2 separate regions of the Homo sapiens genome follow, and region 2 is linked to region 1. A link is a loop called in an ENCODE intact Hi-C map of the cell type or tissue named here. Cell type or tissue: B cell. All regions are shown on one strand. Each heading gives the region's core, and the rest is flanking DNA. Links, peaks and the distances in the headings are about the cores only. Region 1 overlaps ADGRA3 (adhesion G protein-coupled receptor A3). Region 2 has its middle 100 kb from the start of MIR573.

Region 1 (2,822 bases), core at 248-2,747:
ATCTGAGATGCTTGGGACTAAAAATGTTTTGGATTTTGGATTTTTTCAGATTTTGGAATATTTGCATTATCACTTACCAGTTCATCATTCCTAATCCAAAAATCTGAAATCCTCCAAGGAGCATTTTCTTTGAAAAGTTTTAGATTTTGGAGCATTTTGGATTTAGGATTCTTGGGTTAGGGATACTCAACCTGTAATTTTTGGGGGGTAAAATAACAGTTATTAATGTACAGGAGCAAGTGTTTTTATTAATGAGGTCTTTAAGTGAATCTGACGTCTGAGCAGATAATTATGAAATAAACCATGCTAGTTCTTATTTTATATTGTAATTATTATAAATACTGACATCAAGGAGTATATTTAGAGTACGGTGGAAGGAATTACTGACGAGTGTGAAAGACATTTCCCAGAAATGGTTTGAGGTTACTCTGGGTGTGAGGAACTTCTATGTTATTTCTGATTCCAGCTGTAAATCTGTTTTCTAGAAAATGTTTTATCAAAGTGCTAAATACCTTGAAACATGATATATTTTACATTTCATGAATTTTTCTTTTCTTAAAAAAATAGCATTTAGCACTAGAAATGATCTTGAAGTAAACCTGAATTATAAATAATTTTCTTTGACTCTTGTATGTTTTTTTTTGTTGTTGTTGTTGTTTCAATTCAACTTATACCTTACCTGGTACACAGGTCAAGCAAGCAGAAAGGTGAATAGATTATTTATCAGAGTAAAGGGATTATCTTTTCATTGACATAATTGAGCATTTTATACAAGTGCAAGCAACATATTTAAACATGTATGTTTATAGACTCGGCTATATTTGTATATTTGTATATATAAAGGACCTTTATTCAATTGGGATTAACTTTAGTGTTGACAGTTTATGATTCTGATTCTCTTTGTAAATGGAAGATGTCTTGATTTCTGTAAGCATGAGTCTGGTTTCTATAAGTTCACATTTTATTATTGTGTAGTCAACTTATATTTATTTTTTGTTTTTTTGAGACAGAGTCTCACTCAGGTTGCCCAGGCTGGAGTGCAGTGGTGCAATCTCGCCTCACTGCAGCCTCTACCTCCCAGGCTCAGGTGATTCTCTTACCTCATCCTCCTGAGTAGCTGGGATTACAGGCAGGCACCACCAAACCCGGCTAATTTTTGTATTTTTAGTAGAGACTGGGTTTTGCCATGTTTCCCAGGCTGGTCTTGATCTCCTGGACTCAAGTGATCTGCCTGCCTCAAGCTCGGAAAGTGCTGGGATTATAGGCATGAGCCACTGCCACCTTTTAAATTAAAGCATGAAGCGTTAAAGTATGTGGCATTTTCTCTTCCATTTTGAAAGTGTTTTCTCATTCAGTTTTGAATATAAAATAAACTGTGATGTACTGATGAGAAATAATATTCAACATTGTCAGAAATTTATAAGTTAACAAGAAAAAATTGAGCAAAATAAATGAAACACAAAACATACACAAAAATGCATTTTATAAGCCTTCGCTGTGATATTGCACCATGTGAAACTTTTATTTTTATTTAGTCTAATACCAGTTTAAAGCATCTATTTGTGAACTTCCTAGCTGTTCTTCAAAACTATTAAATTAGTATAATCCTTTTCTGGAAGGAATAAGCTATTCTTTTATCTTTCAGACTTTTAATCTCTTAAAAAAATGTAATACACAATTCTTTAAAGTTAAAATACTGTAGTACTAAGATTTTTTTTCTATTTATTTTCAAAGACTTTTTCCTTTTCTTAAATGTAATTGTGCCATCTAGAGGCAGCAAAGAGAAATGTATTTGAAATTGTTGACAAAATTAAAGTTACTGCATGGGAGTTAGTTGCTAATTAAACATAAAGAAAAAGTTAATGAAATTATACCCACTTTTAGGTAAAGTTATGTTTAGGATTGAAAAAATTGTTTTTAAAAAATTAGAAAGCAAATTAGAAAGCAGTGTCTTTTTTCCTTATATTAAGCTTTTAAAAATTGATAAAATCCTATGTCTCTTGAATACCATCTTAATATATCCTTTTATATAGTAAGTCTAAATTCCTATCTTGGGATATAGTCCATAAAACTTTCCTTTATCTGATTTTAAGAGTTTTGAATTTTTAAAAAATGCGACATAAAGAATATACTTGTTCATAAATCTGAGTATACATCCTGCTATACCAGTTATTTACTAAGGTCTCATTGGGAGCCAGAAAAAAAAATTAAGCAGAAATTAGGTTTGCTTGAATGATATGATCTGGAATAGCCAGGTGGGGCAGGAAGATTCACAGGAGCTGGTGTCTGTAGGAAAAAACAAAGAAAGAAAACTGAATAGAAAGTAGGGTTATGATTAGGTTCAAACTATGTAGTGCTTAATACTTTAATCACTAGTGGTGAAGATAAGCTAATTTATATACATTGATTCCTCTTTTGTTGTGTTCACCTAAAAATATGAAACTAGAGAGCATTCATTAATTTTCTTTTTCTAGTGATTCTTTTACATTTGTTTATATAAAACATGCTGAATACCATCTTAATATGTCATTTTATAGATTAAAATGGTATTCAAAGCAACTTTGATATCATTTACTCTATAATTGAACATAAATGCTAGTGATGTTTTTGTTTAAATAATTTTAAAATAAGTACTATACTCACATGGATGTAATGTTTTATTTATTTCTACACATTAACATACAGTGAAAGCTGGAAGTCCTACCTATCTCTCGTATCACACTGATAAGTAACTACTGTTTGTTTCTCGCGTATTGTTGAGGAGACCCTCGTGTTTATGGAAACAAAAATGAGTATATGTTCCTATTTTTTTGCATTTTTGC
Region 2 (2,822 bases), core at 15-2,514, 2.0 Mb before region 1:
AGTCTAAGGTTTTCTGTGATAGCAACCCAAGCAGACCAAGACATCTGGGAACGCTACCCCGGTTCAACAGCAAGAATCGGTTGGAGAATGTGCCAAGTGGTAGGGGAGGGCTGCTGGCTTGTGTGGAAAGTGTGGGCAGGAAAGAATCAACTTGGCCTGCTTAAAATTTAGTCTAGGGTGGATCTCAGCAGGGGACAGTGAGTAAGTCAACCAGGAGGTATGGATCAGAAATTAAGAAAGACTTTTGTGACTTGGAATCCCAGCCGGGAGTGTGGACATGATCCATTCTGCATTAAAAACCCACTAGAGAGTTATAAAAACGGGCATACGATCGGACAGACACTAATCTTCCAAAGAACCAGAGTGTTAGCCTATTTATGTAGCTATATCATGCCTTCAACGCGCCGGAAAAATAATCAAAGGAGAATTTAGAACTGTTCTCAGATTGTCAGTTTTTCATCTAAAAATGTTAATGTACATTAAACTTTAAATTAAAAAAAGCACATCCCATCACAAACTATTTTTAATATGGAATACTTAGCAGCGGTGCACACTTTCTGTTCTGAGATTTACCAGGCTATTAACCAGAATAATTTGGGTTTAAAATGAACTGAATTAGGTTGTGTATCCCCACGTTAAGTCTCAAACAAATTACATTATTTAAGCTGTCATCTGTAAAAGGTGCATACGCTTTTGGTTATTCTATGCAGATAAAGTTGCAGTCCAGTTATAAGTGTCTGATGGCATCAGAAATGTCAGCAACTGACAGAACTGTTTATGGAAAAGAGAAAAGAAGAATCTCATTACTGGTTCTTTAGAGCCTATTTTTCACTTTTCTTTTTGTTTGAAAATAATTTAATGTATATAATTGCATGCCTTGAAGACTTTAAAATACACAAGGTTGCCTGGATTTAGACTCAATATTTGTGCTAGTTTGTGAGTTTGTATGAGGATGCATTTGGACATGAAAACCTAAAGTTGGCAGGAATTTTTCTATCCTCTTTTGTCTCTTCTGGGTGATTTGGATGTGATTATAATCAGGAAATAGTTTGAATGTGATAGAACCCTGATGATTCCTAATTCTGGCCGTCATGTGCACCAGCCACTTCTGTTCCTCTCTGGAAAGAATTGAAGAGTCAGCAGATAAAAGTTGCTTTTTCAGACTGAGAATGAGTGCGCCCCTAGCTCACCTGGCCGCTAGGTGGCACTGCAGCCATAAGGAAGTGTGGTCACAATTACATAGTTCGGCTGTGGCATTAAGGAAGTTCTCCAAGGCTGAAATTGGGAGAGGGCAGCCTTTTCATCTCTGTGTTTTTCGGGATTGTAGGGTTCTTTGGATTCTATTGCATACTTTGTGTATCTAGGATGCTGCTAAGGGGAAGGGGATTATTTGTTTAGGGTGTGATGTTTCCTGGGTTTGTGTTGTTGCATAAGACACACACACACACACACACACACACACACTTGAAGATTTGTTAGGAATTGTGTTGGTCAGGGAGTGGGAAGTGAAGGGCAATATCACACTTCCGTGGTTTCTGAGCAGAATGGTCTGTTCCAACTGAGCAACAGATGGCGTCCTGACCTGTGTGCCTTTTTCTTTGGTGTTCATCTGCTGGAAATGTTCTCAGTAGAGACGACCAAAATTCTGGAAGATGCTAAGTGTCATAGCATCTCTCTTTGTGCCAGCCCCCTCTCCTGCTTCTTTTCCCTCTGTTTTTAACCACTAAGGAAACAATCATTATCCAAAAGTATTTTTTTTCCTTTTTGAATAGAAGCTAAGTATTTGAAACCTAGACACCTTACTATTGTCCCAGAGAAGAAAAGAAACCAACAAAGAATCTACTAAGAGTGTCAAAGAGTGAAAACTGAATAACAGCTACACAAGTTACTCTGAAAATAACAAGAATTCTGGCAGATGATTAGCAAAAATATTTCCTAAATAGTGAAAGATGAGGAATTGACTGACATTGAGGTGTGTCTGGTGAAATTAAATTTGCTGTTAAGTGACTTGAAAAGAAATGTGTGGAGGGTATGTTGGTAATTAAATCAGCAAACAATGGGATTCATAATGAAAATGGTAATAGCTATGTTTATAGAGGTCCTGCTATGTTCCAGGCATTTTTGTATAATTACTTAATCTTTAGAATAGATCTTTGAAATGGGTATGATCAAACTCTTTGGCACATAAGTAAATGATAGTGTAGCTAGGTTCATACCTGGCCTGGGTTCTAACACCTTTAAAAGCTCTAATTAGAATTAGGTCTGTTAGAGTCTAACACTTGTGTCTCGGTGTTTAGAAAATGACTTGATAATGGAACATAAAGGCAAAGAGAATGTCTGTGTTGCTTCTCATTGCATCTCCAGGACCTGCCATAGTGCTTGGCTGGCTCATGTAGGACTTCAGTATACATTTGTTCTACCCATAGATAAATGCCAGAGAGCTGGAAGATTCCATGGTGTTTAATTAGAACACTAGTTAACGCTTGATGTAGCGAATGTAATAACAGCTTTAGATGTGGATGGCCCTCTGTTGCTTAGAAGAACTGGAATACACTTTATTTCAGCTCACTCAACCTCAGACGCCAAGTTCTATGGGGTGGGGAATATCATTGAATTTTACGAAACAAAGAAGCTGGAACTCTGGAGTTAAGGAAGCTTCCCATGGTGGCTGCACTTGTTGAGTTCAGGTTTTCTCACTTTAGATTTAAGGGTTTTTAAGGCAGCTCCAAGTTCACAAAAGCCCACACAATTTTTTATTAATTAAAATGACATATAATGAATAATATTCTTATTATTTTTATGTATATATAATAAATATTCTT

Evidence for each region. Peaks named below come from ENCODE experiments on the same cell type or tissue, not always from the same donor. Only the 100,000 strongest peaks of a DNase experiment are listed, where the experiment ranks them.
Region 2: it touches region 1 in a loop (10-fold over the local background); 7 of 110 quality-filtered maps call a loop at or near these places.

What each region holds. Positions count from the first base shown.
Region 1 is chr4:22,409,781-22,412,602 of GRCh38, reverse strand. The region is part of intron 14 of ADGRA3 (adhesion G protein-coupled receptor A3); the gene reads left to right. Among named protein-coding and RNA genes, the nearest start is that of MIR12115, 100 kb to the left of the region's middle. In B cell, for the core only: CTCF peaks have their summits at 1,552 and 1,754 (motif pointing left); no DNase peak of the experiment used is centred there.
Region 2 is chr4:24,417,995-24,420,816 of GRCh38, reverse strand. It overlaps a transcript of PPARGC1A not described here. Among named protein-coding and RNA genes, the nearest start is that of MIR573, 100 kb to the left of the region's middle. In B cell, for the core only: CTCF peaks have their summits at 987 and 1,187 (motif pointing right); a DNase peak (open chromatin) is centred at 1,226; H3K27me3 peaks cover 332 bases.